Linked DNA regions of Homo sapiens: region 1 is linked to region 2. The links are chromatin contacts, found by Hi-C or POLR2A ChIA-PET in ENCODE. All regions are on one chromosome and are shown on one strand. The core of a region is the stretch at or near the end of the contact, and the rest is flanking DNA. Distances in the headings are between cores, read along the strand shown. Region 1 overlaps FOS (Fos proto-oncogene, AP-1 transcription factor subunit). Region 2 has its middle 66 kb from the start of JDP2-AS1.

Region 1 (7,025 bases), core at 407-2,906, 78 kb after region 2:
CTGAGAACTTTTACTGTGCCTCAATTTTTTTTTGTCCGTTAATTAAAGATAGCATAATTGATTTACTTTCATTCACACATGGGAATTGCTGTTGATACAAAATTACTGTTATTAGAACAAATTGTTAAATCCTACCCTTTAATTTTGATAATTACACAAGATGCAGTGATGTGCAAAGATGATGCAGAATCTACAATCCACTATTCTACAGAGATAAATATTTTTCCTCTTCCCTCTTCCCATTGAAAATTAATTTGGAGCCAGAAGCCCAATGGCAGCTTTGAAGTTGAATTGGCAGAGGTCATCCAGGAAGACAGTGAAGGAATTCCAGGAGGCAAGGATGGGAATGGGGTATATTTTTGCAGCCAGACATAAAAGATGTAAAATTCCCATTGCTTAATATACTAACAGGGACCAGGAGAGGAGAAGTTAAAGAATATGTGTGGAATATATTTCTGTGTATGGAAATAGCACAGAATTTATTCATCCACTGGGCAAAATATTAATTAACCTTGTACCATGTGCCAGGCACTGAGCCAGTTCTGGGGATCCTGGTGAGCTAAACTGGACATAATCCCCATGAGGAAATGACTTCTGCCTCTATCCCCTTCAATTATATGTATATGTCTTTAGCAATGTTGAATAGTGGTGCCCTCTGGTAGTTGTTTTCTTTTTTGTTTGTTTTTTGTTTTTTTGAGACAGAGTTTCACGCTTGTCACCCAGGCTGGAGTGCAATGGCATGATCTCAGCTCACTGCAAGCTCCGCCTCCCAGGTTCATGCCATTCTCCTACCTCAGCCTCCCGAGTAGCTGGGATTACAGGTGCCCGCCACCACACCCAGCTAATTTTTTTGTATTTTTAGTAAAGACGGGGTTTCACTATGTTGGCCAGGCTGGTTTCGAACTCCTGACCTCAGGCGATCCACCCACCTTGGCCTCCCAAAGTGTTGGGATTACAGGTGTGAGCCACCGCGCCTGGCAGGTAGTTGTTTTATTGAGATTAGCATGAGGCCATAGCTTGTGGGTAGGAATCCGACAAAGTCTTTTTCAAAAGAAAGTTGAAGGCCAGGTATGGTGGCTCACATCTGTAATCCCAGCACTTTGGGGACCAAGGTTGGGGGGATCACTTGAGGTCAGGAGTTCGAGGCCAGCCTGGCCAACATGGTGAAACCCTGTCTCTACTAAAAATACAAAAATTAGCCAGGAGTGGTGGCAGTTGCCTGTAATTCCAGCTACTCAGGAGGCTGAGGCAGGAGAATCACTTGAAGCCGGGAGGCGGAGGTTGAAGTGAGCCGAGATGGCAGCAGAGCGAGACCCTGCCTAAAAAACAAAAAAAATAAACAAAAAACAAAAACAAAAAATTTCCCAGAGTTAATAATCCCTGAGAGTTGTCCAGTCCTGAGTGAGTAAAAGGGATTTGGAAGGAGCCATTTAGCTGGAGAAAGGAGGAAGGAATTTCTTCTCTCAAGCCCATGAAAGTGGTCAGCAGGAAGCTTGGTGGGATGTCAACCCTGGGGATCCGATGGTCTCTGATTTCCTCTTTCTGGACCTTTAACGCCATCTTGATGTAGCAGCCTGGTCTCCACTGGGCTGTGCAATAAGCTAGAGCAAGGGTCTGTGTCTGGGCCTTGGCCAGGGCTGTCAAAGGGAAAGCAATGCTCACCCTCTAGAGTAAGCATGGGGCTGACAGGGACCATGATTGAGGTCCCCAGGAGCAGGTCAATGTCCGAAGGTCCAGCTGCCCTTCTTCATCTGGGAAATCGTCTTCCTTTTCTTCCTCTGGTTGTTATTATTGCACACCTACAGGAACCAGCTGGGTTCCTTTTTTTTTTTTTTTTTTTTTTTGAGATAGGGTTTTGCTGTGTCACCCAGGCTGGAGTGCAGTGGTGGTGCAATATCAGTTCTCTGCAACCTCCCCCTCCCAGGCTCAAGTCATACTCCTGCCTCAGCCTCCTGAGTAGTGTAGCTGGGACAACAGAAGCACACTGGGTTTTGCCATGTTGCCCAGGCTGGTCTCAAACTCCTGGACTCCAGTGATCCTCCTGTCTCAGCCTCCCAAAGTGCTGGAATTACAGGTGTGAGCCACCGCTCCTGGCCCACCAGCTGGGTTCCTTACAGGGTAGATCACCTTGTTATTTCAGACCAGGTGTTTGTTAGTTATATTAATTCTGTATTTAGTTTAGGTATATTTAAAGGCTATAAAATATTTGCCCTTTGAACAGCAAACAGGGATCCTAAGGCCACTGTCATCACAAGTCTAGCAGAAACAGCACCCCAAGTGGTGTGTGATATAGGAGTGATCTAAAGAGCGGTAAGTTGCTTTTAAATGTCCATTTTTATGGGAGGGGCAGAGATATCATAGACGAGAACATCAACCTCAGTAAAACTGTCATTTTGAATTAAAACTTTTAACTCGGTTGAATATGACACCCCATAAGCACCCAGTGATTTTCATTATCACCAAAGCATTAGAAGACTGGCGCTGAAGCTCTTCTTCCACCCAGTGTGTGTGAAAACATAGTGCATGGTGCCTGCATGATACTCGCGAGCAGAGGCAGAAGGGCGGTCTCCTTTCCCTGTGGTTTGTACGTGTGCATGTGTGTGTAAGTGCCCCATTACCAGAGACGTCCCGGACAAAGGTCACGTTCTTCCTTAAGATGATAAAGTTTCTAAGTTAAAGCTTGTTCAGAGTCATGTTGACTTCTCCTTCTTGAGCTATTATGTAACTTTTTGTTTGCAGAACGATCAGCCATTATTTGTGCTGTTTGAGATATCTTTTGATTTCTGAGCAACTTTTTCTCCCCCACTTCCGCCCACTATAAACTGAATGAAGGGCATATGGTATTAGAGAAACCAGAAACCACAATGCATTTATTAATAAGGGATAGGGCAATAGCCCTCCTTCCCTTTCGAGAATAAAAGAGTACAAAAAAATGTACACATTAGTGAAAACTTTTTTTTTTAAACAGAGTTTCAATCTTGTTGCCCAGGCTGGAGTGCAATGGCGCAATCTCAGTTCGCTGCAACATCCGCCTCCCGAGTTCAAGTGATTTTCCTGTCTCAGCCTCTCAAGTAGCTAGGATTACAGGCATGCACCACCACACCAGGCTAATTTTGTATTTTTAGTAAAGACGGGGTTTCTCCATGTTGGTCAGGCTGGTCTCGAACTCCCGACCTCAGGTGATCCGCCTGCCTCGGCCTCCCAAAGTGCTAGGATTACAGGCATGGGCCACCGCGCCCGGCCTGAAAATTTTTTTTAACCAAGTATCAAGAGGCAGTTCAGCCTGCTGGATACGATAACGAGCAGGAAGATTCTAATGCCGATAACGGAATATCAAGAAAGTTGTTTATTCTAACCATTCTTCAATTTGCTCATCTTTGAAGTAGAATAACCCTCCACGTGATTTTGTGAGAATAAAAAGTTAAAATAGTCTGTACAAAGCTAGGTTCTGTTTGCTTAAAGGGTTCCTTTAAGATCAAAACATCTGAATTTAATATTAGCACAACAAAATTTAAATATTTCCCCCTGCGAGTACTGAAACAGAAAAAATGTATTCCCACAAAAGCTGTTACACAGCGGTTTCCCGTCCCCAGAAGCAGTAGAAAATCTTAGCATTCCAATGGAAGGCATGTATTTGTAAAATATTCTAAAATCAGCTCTATAGTTTCCTTGTCCTCTTTGATAAGGGATCAGACAGAGGGTGTGTCCCCCTCCAGCAGCTACCCTTCTTGACAAACTGGTCTCCAATAATACCTTTCAGAAACTTACAAGACTTCCAGAATGAAAAGAGCACAAGGTTGGTCGCATTCAACTTAAATGCTTTTATTGACAATGTCTTGGAACAATAAGCAAACAATGCTTAAATTTTTCATTCAAATTCACTTTCCACATGTCAAAAGACCTCAAGGTAGAAAAAAATAAAATAAAAATATAAATATCTGAGAATCCATCTTAATAAATAAATTAAAAACACAATAAAACGTTTTCATGGAAAACTGTTAATGTCAGAACATTCAGACCACCTCAACAATGCATGATCAGTAACATTACAATGAACATTGATGTTGAAGAAAAACTACAGTACATGGATATAGCTATTTATTTCTATCTACCAGAAAATAAAGTCGTATCTTTTCTTAGTATAATATTGGTCATTTCTAATCAGAACACACTATTGCCAGGAACACAGTAGTTATTGTTAAAATCAGCTGCACTAGATACAATTTGAAAATATCCAGCACCAGGTTAATTCCAATAATGAACCCAATAGATTAGTTAATGCTATGAGAAGACTAAGGAGAAAGAGAAAAGAGACACAGACCCAGGCCTGGCTCAACATGCTACTAACTACCAGCTCTCTGAAGTGTCACTGGGAACAATACACACTCCATGCGTTTTGCTACATCTCCGGAAGAGGTAAGGACTTGAGTCCACACATGGATGCTTTCAAGTCCTTGAGGCCCACAGCCTGGTGTGTTTCACGCACAGATAAGGTCCTCCCTAGGTCTACAGGAACCCTCTAGGGAAGATGTGTTTCTCCTCTCTGTAATGCACCAGCTCGGGCAGTGGCACTTGTGGGTGCCGGCTGCCTCCCCTTCCCTGCCCCCTCACAGGGCCAGCAGCGTGGGTGAGCTGAGCGAGTCAGAGGAAGGCTCATTGCTGCTGCTGCCCTTGCGGTGGGCAGCTGCACAGCTGGGGAAGGAGTCAGCCTCGGGGTAGGTGAAGACGAAGGAAGACGTGTAAGCAGTGCAGCTGGGAGTACAGGTGACCACCGGAGTGCACAGGGGCTCCAGCTCTGTGGCCATGGGCCCCATCCCCAGGGAGCCACTGTGCAGAGGCTCCCAGTCTGCTGCATAGAAGGACCCAGATAGGTCCATGTCTGGCACGGAGCGGGCTGTCTCAGAGCCACTGGGCCTGGATGATGCTGGGAACAGGAAGTCATCAAAGGGCTCGGTCTTCAGCTCCATGCTGCTGATGCTCTTGACAGGTTCCACTGAGGGCTTGGGCTCAGGGTCATTGAGGAGAGGCAGGGTGAAGGCCTCCTCAGACTCCGGGGTGGCAACCTCTGGCAGGCCCCCAGTCAGATCAAGGGAAGCCACAGACATCTCTTCTGGGAAGCCCAGGTCATCAGGGATCTTGCAGGCAGGTCGGTGAGCTGCCAGGATGAACTCTAGTTTTTCCTTCTCCTTCAGCAGGTTGGCAATCTCGGTCTGCAAAGCAGACTTCTCATCTTCTAGTTGGTCTGTCTCCTGTATACAGAGGGATAAAGGAAAGCATAAGACACAGTCTTACTCAAGGGCCCTTATGCTCAATCTCCAACTTTCCCCTTAAGTTTTAAAAAGGAGCAACCCACAGAGTACCTACCGCTTGGAGTGTATCAGTCAGCTCCCTCCTCCGGTTGCGGCATTTGGCTGCAGCCATCTTATTCCTTTCCCTTCGGATTCTCCTTTTCTCTTCTTCTTCTGGAGATAACTAGAATAATCACAAAAAAAGACCGACATTCAGTAAAAGTGTCTGCCATCACCTCCATTCACCCACCCCAGTAGAACTGGCTCCTGCAGCTTCCCTGCTTCCTGGCACCCCACTGTGAAACCATTTCTGACCTGCAGTTGCAGACTAGGTGTGACTTGCATTTAAAATAAGATCCTCAGCAAGAGAACAAAGAAGAGCCCAGTCTGAAAGCATGCGGTAAGAAACTTAGGGAAGAAACTATGAGAGTACTTCTTAGGGTGAGACTCAGAGTCTGAGTTGGGATGGAATGGGCTTGGAGCCAGGGCTCCCAGTTACGGATGTGCAGCCAGCCCCATCAGTGGCTTCATCCTCTGTACTGGGCTCCTGCATCTCCGGGGCTGCTTCCCACCCAGCCCCCACATTCCCAGGAAGAGTACGCTAGAGTTCCTCACCTGTTCCACCTTGCCCCTCCTGCCAATGCTCTGCGCTCGGCCTCCTGTCATGGTCTTCACAACGCCAGCCCTGGAGTAAGCCCCAGCGGAGGGGGCGGGGACTCCGAAAGGGTGAGGGGCTCTGGTCTGCGATGGGGCCACGGAGGAGACGAGGGCGGGCTGCACCAGCCACTGCAGGTCCGGACTGGTCGAGATGGCAGTGACCGTGGGAATGAAGTTGGCACTGGAGACGGCCAGGTCCGTGCAGAAGTCCTAGAACAAAACAGAAGGGGAAAGCCGACGTGAGCGAGCAGGTTCCGGACACAGGTGGGGCGAGTTCCCAGTGCCGCATGCAGCAGTGAAGAGAAACGATCCTGCCACGGACATTTCATCTTAAATGTCCCTCATCCTGGATGAAAGGTCTCCCCCTTTTCCTCCCAGGCATTCCGCAGCGCAGTGCCTGTCTCTTCCATCCTGCCGCTGCGTTCCCGTTATCCCTTCAGCATCACTTGCTTGAAAGGGGGTTTGTTATAAATATCCCTGACGTCTGCGCTGACGCAGGCGCCGCTCCGGAGTCTCCAGAATGAACTCGCTTTTTATCAATGAAACTGCCTTACACACCCGCCCGCTGCACCCTCCTCCCTCATCCCTCCTCCGTGCTCCAGGCTGCCGGGGGAGGGGGGATTGCCGCTTTCTGCCACCTCCCCGGAGAAGCCAGGCTCTAGTTAGCGAGTTTGTGCTTGGGACACGTCTGCTCCAGCTAATGTCAGAGATCCGTCCTGGAGTGCAGACCAGAGGTTGCTCAGAACGAACCTGCCTCCCGAAGGGGGAACCAATTCTTACTATGGCAAGCGTGCGTGCGCTCAGAGCAAGTCCCGAGCCCCCGAGCCGGCACCGCTCCGGCCACGGCAGCCTCCCTCCAGGCACAAGGGAGCCCCCTACTCATCTACTGGAGCGTCCCGCCCGGTGTCTCCTCCTCCGCGACCCCAAGCCCCCGGCCCCGCGGCGACGGGAAGCCAGCCTTACCTGCGCGTTGACAGGCGAGCCCATGCTGGAGAAGGAGTCTGCGGGTGAGTGGTAGTAAGAGAGGCTATCCCCGGCCGGGGACGCGCTGCTGCAGCGGGAGGATGACGCCTCGTAGTC
Region 2 (7,610 bases), core at 1,797-4,296:
ATGCAAATAGTACATCTACCCAGAGAAGCAGAGTCAGATACAGCAAAGACAGGAACCACAAAGTAGGGCATATCTGGTGCTAACCCAGTTCAGTTGCACTGACCGGGGGGTTTCAGTCTATAGATCCTATATGGCCAGCTTGGTCTGCCCAGCAGATGCCGAGGTTGGCAGTGCATTTGGCAAAGGTTCTCTAGAGCTTGGGCCAACCAAGCTGCATTTTGGGCTCCTCCTCCTCATTTTCTCTCCCCACACTCACCCTCCAAGGCTCAGTCCTTGCCTACAGTTCTGGTCTCCAAACCCCACACCTGCTTGGCACTAAGGTAGACTAGTGAACTAGACAGATAAGGTCCCTGTCCTCGTGGCACTTAAAACCTATCCAGGGACCACACTAAGCTAAATGACCCCAAAGTGACATGCTCAGCTGTGCTTGTTACCTTGAGAGTAGCATCTGCCTTGAGGACACCAGGTATTACAGGCTCAGCATGTCTTCTCTCCTGTACCTGGATTCAGAGAACATGACTGTGAGTCCATCTGAGTCCCAGACTTGCTACCTACCAGCCATGAGCCCATCTTTTATCCTCTCCGAAACTATCCCTTCATCTGTAAAATGAGGTCAGTAACAACCTCTGTTCTGCCTACCTTCCAGATTGGATGAGGATTAAATAAGGTATGTGAAAGGGCTTTGTAAGCTGTAAAGTAATACATGTTGCTTATGACTGTTGTTATAATTAGTATTATTATTACTAAGTAACCATTCCTCCTATCTCCTCCCTCTGACCATCAGTGATGCCAACATCCCAGTCTCCCAGCCTAGAGGAATCTTCGTTTCTGTCTTTCCAGAACCCTTTCTCCCCTTCATCAGATACCAAAGCTCCTTTTCCCTTTGGGGAGCACATTCCATGTGGCACATGCCCCTCCCGCAGCCCAGAGTCCTCCATGCACCTGGCCATGGTGATTCTCAGAAATGGGCACAAGACTAAGCCAGCCAATTGGAGTCCTTCCTGGAATTTTCTCACCAAAGTTTGCGGGAAAAAACAGGGTCCTTTCTGCTGGGAGGTGAGAGTCTGGGACTGCCAGCAACCATTGATTCCATGATGTGGAGAAAGCCTGTCTGAAGAATAAAGTCAAGCAGAAAGAGAAAGAGAAAGACCGTGCCCTGGATCCAGCTGTTCCTAAAGCCAGCTGCAACCCTGAACTTCCCAGGTACACTCATAAAGACAAGCTCTCTTTTACTTGAGCTGAATTGAGTTGGGTTCTGTCACTCAAAAATGAAAGACTCTAGAGTAATAAAAGATTCAAAACTCAGGTGACATGTTCTGTTTGTCTCTTTCCTTTAACCCTAATGTTTAATCTGTTGAAACTCACATTTGTCCCTTCTGCTGCTACATGTTCCTGGCCAGATTCTCTTTGTCTCATACTTGGAGGCTGCCTGATGGGGAGAACTGTAGGATTCAAGCCAGACAGAGCTGGGTGAATCCCAATGCTACTACTTACTCATTGATCATGTGAACTTGGACTTCTCTGGCATTCAGTAACTTCATTTGTAAAGTGGGACAAATAACCTCTACCACGCAGAGCTGCTGTGAGTATGAAATGAGACGTCTATAAGAGCCCAGTGGGGACTCAATAAGGGGTAGCTATTATTACTATTTTTACAGCAGCCCCATTTGATCCATCAGTAGGAGAAGGTGATGCATCAATCCTGTTTTCAGTAGAGGGCATTAATCATGTTCTCTGAGCTCAAACATAAAAATAGGATCATGGTCCAGCTGAGAAAACCAAGCCCTGGAAGCTGTGGATGGCTGGGGGCCATTGGGTAGAACAAGAGGTGATGAAACCACTGGAGGAACGAGGCTTGGGCAGGGGTGGTCTCCTGGCACCAAGGAGAGGTGCCCTGGCTAACGCAGCCCCAGTCTCCACAGCAGCCAATCAGAGGCAAGTGCACAGGTAGGCTGAGGCAGCCATCTCCGGAGAGGCCAGGCCAGTCCCGGAAGGAGAGCCTTCTTCCAGGTGAGGTTGAGAGTGCGGTCATTGCTCAGAGACTTAGCAGACTTATGATTTGCTCTTAGTGTATAGTTGTAGGTGCTCTACAAAATACTGAAAGTGGAATCTATTGTTTCTTTTTTTTGACCACTAGCTTGGCTCGTTATTTCTGAAGAAAGAGAACAGGGCCAGGAGTCTGACATCTGAGGCTTCAACCCCATTTGCGACTGATAAGCTATATGACCTTGGGAAACTGGTCTCCCCTCTCTGGGCCTTGATCCCCTCACCTGTGAAGGGGGTCAGTAAGGGGTGGCAGATGTTCTCTAAGGGCCCTTCCGATGCTAACATTCTAAGTCCGGTCCATCTCAGGCCTGGAGGAAGCCAATCAGGCTGGGCCCAGCCCCCCCACGATCCCAAACTGCACCAAAGTTTTGTTTTCAAGGAGGCCAAGGCAGCCGGGTATAGTGGCTCACCCCTGTAATCCCAGCACTTTGGAAGCCGAGGCAGATGGATGGCTTGAGTCCAGGAGTTTGAGACCAGCCTGGACAATGTAGCAAAACCCTGTCTCTACAAAAAATACAAAAATTAGCCAGATGGGTGGCACACATGTGTTGTCCCAGCTGCTGGGGAGGCTGAGGTGGGAGGATCACCTGAGCCAGGGAGGTCAAGGCTGCAGTGAGCCAAGATTGTGCCCCACTGCACTCCAGCCTGAGTGACACAGTGAGACCCTGTCTCCAGGAAAAAAAAAAAAAAAAAAAAAAAAAGGAGTCCAAGGCAGGACGTGGGGAGCCATAGCTATTTATCCTGGGAGAAATGATGGGGTGTGTGCTTGGAGAGGGAGAGCCCAGGGGACAGTATCCCCACTGGATAGTGCCACCTCTGTGACACCTCCCCTTGGAGAAAGGTGAACCAGGAGCTAGGGGTGAGCAGCTCTGTTTAACAGCTTTCCATTTGTTTACCAAAAAAATATTGTTTCATCATAAAAATTCCCAAAATAGTTCCTTCCCTGGTCAGACTGACTGGCGGGCGCCCAGCTTGGGAGCCCAGCCGTGCTGGAGACACACTCTCAGGAAGGCAAAATTAGCTGGAAAGGTCGGGAGCCGCAGTTTGGGGACCACCAGCCCCACACATCCTGTGGGGTGGGTGCAGAGGGTTAGAGCCACAAAATCACCTTTCTAGGGGTCTTTCTCTGGGCAGTGGCAGGATTTCCCCCAGAGGCTCAACAAACTTATTTTTAGCTAAGAAGGGCTTCCTCTGCTCTTGGCGAGGGAGGGGGTCATGTCTCCTTGGCTGGAAGTGACACAAATGTTTTACCCTCTGAGGGAATGCACCCTCCCACACTCATTCTGGCTAACACTCTCTCATCTCACAGCCCCTCAATGGCAGCTCTTCAGAGAGCCCTTCTCTTAAAGCCTTCTCCCCAAAATGGCCCAAATTAGGACCTTGGTTATAGAGTCTCGTAGAATGCTGCCTTTTATTCTTGGAGAACTTACCCCTGTTTGTACCTATAAGTATGAAGGTCTGTCATAGAACATTACTCAATACATATCCCCAGTGCCTCACACATAATAGGTTCTCAATAAGTCTGTGTTGAGTGGTGGGTGAATGCTCCCTCTGTCTGGGACCCCAGACACTTCCCAGGGACATGCCAGTCTTATGGGGACCTGTGTGTATTTGAGGATGAGAGAGTGAGGAAGAGGGATAAATAAAACATTTCCACTCCATCCCTGCGACTAATCTCTTCTTCTGCCACTCACCCCAACCTAGCCAGAGCAGGACCCCACAGAGGAAAATGACCCATAGTTAAGCAACAGAATCATCCTCACAGATGAGCCTTGCAACAGCAGCCCAGAGCCTCCAGGCTGCATTGCCAAGCAAATGTGGCAGGCACTCGCATGGCCTCCGGAAAGGCCGACCAACCCCATCCCTACCACCTCATGCCTGAAGTCTTCCTTAGTCTTAGTGAAGTGGGAATAAATTCACCCTTAGAATACATTGCTAATTTTTACTGATCTGCAACATGCAATGTAAGTTAAAACATTGCCTGGGGCTGGGCGTGGGGGCTCAGGCCTATAACCCCAGCACTTTGGGAGGCCGAGGTGGGTGGATCACTTGAGGTCGGGAGTTGGAGACCAGCCTGGCCAACATGATGATACTGGTGGTGCATGCCTGTAATCCCAGCTACTGGGGAGGCTGAGGCTGGGGAGGCAGAGGCTGCAGTGAGCCAAGATTGTGGCACTGCCCTCCAGCCTGAGCAACAAAGCAAGACTCCACCTCCGAGAAAAAAAAAAACAAAAACATTGCCTGGCTTTGCAACTCAGCTTTAAGACAAGTCTCCACCCTACATCCTGGGAAAAGAGAGAGAAAGAGAGAGAGAAAATGATACGAAGAGTGAAGATGTTTCCTTGGGCCATTCCACTCAGTAAATATGGGCTCCACAGTAAGACTGAGGAAAAAAGATGGCAGATGCTTCCCCAATTGGTCTCATTTACCACAAACCTTGGCACCTTATGGCACCTTTCAATGGGCTCTAATGTATAAAATGTGTATTTTTCTATATCTTGACCCCTAAATGCAAGGCAACTACTTTGTGACACATAAAGCCATGTATATGCTATGTTAGTAGAGAAGTTATCTTCACAAGTAATTTTACTGGATATGATTTTCTTCTTTACACACTGACTTTAGAATGTGACTCCCACTTAGCATCCAACTATATTGTTATTTGCATCTATTGAGAAAAAAGCAGACCGTAGAGCCAAGCAAGAGAAACAAAAAACAATCCTCTGGAATTCTACCACTCAGGGAGAACCACTGTGCATTTCTGAGGGGCTGTTTTTTAAGGCAAGCGTGTGTACAAATGTGTATTAATTCCATCAATATCTCATACAGGGAAAACCAGACAGATGTTCTTTTGAAGGTTACAAGTTGGTTTTTTCTTTTTTCCAAAGTCTTTTCTTTCCAAATACAGTGGGATTTTCAAACTCCCCTCCATATTCTGGGTTGATTTTCTGCACTGTTAAAATGTGTGCCAGATAATCTTGACATCCTTGAGTCTAAGCGGGTGAGAGTCAGGATTCATTGGAAAAGATGGCTGAAGGGGCTGGGCATGGTAGCTCTCGCTTATAATCCCAACACTGTGGGAGGCCGAGGCAGGTGGATCACTTGAGGTCAGGAGTTTGAGACTAGCCTGGCCAACAAGGTGAAACCCCGTCTCTACTAAAAATACAAAAATTAGCTGGGCATGATGGCGCTTGCCAATAGTCCCAGCTGCTCGGAGGCTGAGGCAAGAGAATCGCTTGAACCAAGGAGGCGGAAGTTGCAATAAGCTGAGGTCACGCCATTGCACTCCAGCCTGGGCAACAGAATGAGAATGAGACTCCATCTAAAAAAAAAAAAAAAAGAATGGCTGAAGGACCAGGACCAATCTTTTCCCTTCTCCCTCTTCACAATTTGGCCTCCAGCTGGTCCGGTGGGGAAGCAGCCCCAGGAAAACCCTGGATTACGTCCTATGCTCCAAATCCCACATATGCTGTACCCACCCCAGAGTGCTGAGCTTTACCCCACACTTGTAACATCTGCAAAAAGGTAGGCTCATCACCATGCAGCCGTTCCCTCTTGAGACCAGATGACAGAGGGAGAAATGGAAAGAATGTTTAGACTGAGAGAGGTAATTCAGAAAATAAACACCCTTATTTGACCCATTCAAGCCTTTTCTAATCTTTGATTGTTTCTCTTCCCAGTTAAGGAGAAAGGGATAATTTGAAGAGCGACAGGGTTCAGCATTGAGTACTAACTAGGAAAAAAAAAATGTTTGATACACCATGTGTTTTGTAAGGGTCTGGTTTGATTTCATTTTGCTTTCTTCAGTACTTGGTGGTTGCAAATCTAGTCCAAGACTGGCTGAGGATTTGCAAAATCAGTGGTTTTGACTAAGTATTTGGACTTTGATCTTTGAATGGGCACATATGTGGAATTAACCTTAAAAAGAAAACAGCTCTGCTTAGATGAAAGAAATTGCCAGCCGCTTGTTCCCCTGAACGTAGAGGTACTTCTATACCTTGGCCAAATGGACTACTAAGGAATTTAATAATTACCTTTCCAGTGAGAATGGCACATATTCACCACTCAGATTCAAGAATTTGTTTAAAAATGCAACTATAAATAGTGCAGGTACTTCCAGAGTTTCTAACATCGGTCTTGCAAATTTCCTGTACTTATGAATAGCCTGTTGTTCAAAGCCACCCAACCACACTCAGCAACTGGGTTTGTGTGAGCCAGTGCCCCATTGCCACCTTTGTATTTATTTATTTAACCACCTTGTTCCCCGAATAATTTAAGATTGCTTTTTAAAACATATGAAATATAGGCTGGGTGTGGTGGCTCACGCCTGTAATCCCAGCACTTTGGGAGGCCGAGGCAGAAGGATCAGTTGAGCCCAGGAGTTCAAGACCAGCCTGGGCAACACAGTGAGACCCTCTCTCAGTTAAAAAAAAAAAAAAAGTAGAAAAAGAAAAAATATATATATATATATATGTATATGAAATATAATGAAAGCAAAACAATAGGTAAATGAAATAAAGGAAAAAGAGGAGCAAGAAAGAAAAAATAAAATGAAAATGCTAAGAGTGACATTTTGGCTCTGTCGGTTGTGAGGGGCTATACATTTGCTCAAGATGTAACTTCAAATTTAAATATGAGCTTCCTAGTGGGTAGAGCAAAAAAGAAAAAAAAAGGAGGCATGGTCAGTTGTATGGTTTATAGGGTCCATAAACTAAAAGCCAGGTGTTTAGGAGAAGCATAACTATTCCCGGAATGAAGAAAGAGAAATTTATTCCATTGATCCCCATAAAGAAAACAACACTGTAACCATAAATATGACAAGAAATCCCATAATTTTGTCTCTTAAAACATCTCTTGGCAGACGCAGTGGCTCATGCCTGTAATCCCAGCACTTTGGGAGGCCAAGGTGGGAGGATCACTTGAGATCAGGAGTTCAAGACCAGCCTCGGCAACATGGCGAAACCCCATCTCTACAAAAATTATAAAAATTAGCTGGGCATGGAGGCGCACACCTGTGGTCTCAGCTACTTGGGCGGGAGTGAGATGGGAGAATCACCTGAGCTCAGGGAGGTTGAAGCTGCAGCGAGCTGTGATTGCACTACTGCACTCCAGCCTGGGCAACAGAGTGAGACCTGTCTCAATCGAAAAAACAAAAACAAAAACAAAAAAACATGACCTGGTGCGGTGGCTCATGATCCCAGCACTTTGGGAGGCCAAGGTGGGTGGATCACCTGAGCTCAGGGGTTGGAGACCAGTCTGAGCAACCTAGAGAGACCCCTGTTGCTATTTAAAAGTAAATACATATATATACGTATATATACGTATGCGTGTATACGTGTATACGTATACGTGTACATATACATACGTATATGTGTATATGTATATACGTATATGTGTATATGTATATATACGTATATGTGTATATGTATATATGTATATGTGTATATGTATATACGTATATGTGTATATGTGTATACGTATATGTGTATATGTGTATATATACACACATATATGTATGTATACATATATAAAAGTAAATACATATATATGTATATATGTACATA

Evidence for each region. A loop is a pair of places that touch in the nucleus more often than their neighbours do. ChIA-PET counts read pairs that join two places held with the same protein, here RNA polymerase II (POLR2A).
Region 1: a map of IMR-90 shows a loop between it and region 2 (20-fold over the local background). The contact joins two enhancer-like sites. A Hi-C loop is called at or near these places in 1 of 168 maps with a recorded cell type or tissue (IMR-90). POLR2A ChIA-PET finds 5 or more read pairs at or near these places in 3 of 52 experiments (HCT116, WTC11 and activated CD4-positive, alpha-beta T cell).

Annotation. Positions count from the first base shown.
Region 1 is chr14:75,279,007-75,286,031 of GRCh38, reverse strand. It overlaps FOS (Fos proto-oncogene, AP-1 transcription factor subunit), which reads right to left. Exons shown (of 4, transcript NM_005252.4): 1 at 6,909-7,025; 2 at 5,904-6,155; 3 at 5,365-5,472; 4 at 3,802-5,249. The coding sequence ends at 4,608. Among named protein-coding and RNA genes, the nearest start is that of FOS, 3.7 kb to the right of the region's middle. RefSeq lists enhancers at 4,215-4,774, 4,775-5,334, 5,361-6,286, 6,873-6,932, 6,287-7,025. Within about 2 kb of position 1,656, at least 14 of the 41 ENCODE cell types and tissues checked have a DNase peak (open chromatin) inside an H3K27ac peak, as active enhancers do.
Region 2 is chr14:75,357,632-75,365,241 of GRCh38, reverse strand. No RefSeq gene overlaps it. Among named protein-coding and RNA genes, the nearest start is that of JDP2-AS1, 66 kb to the left of the region's middle. Within about 2 kb of position 3,046, at least 5 of the 41 ENCODE cell types and tissues checked have a DNase peak (open chromatin) inside an H3K27ac peak, as active enhancers do.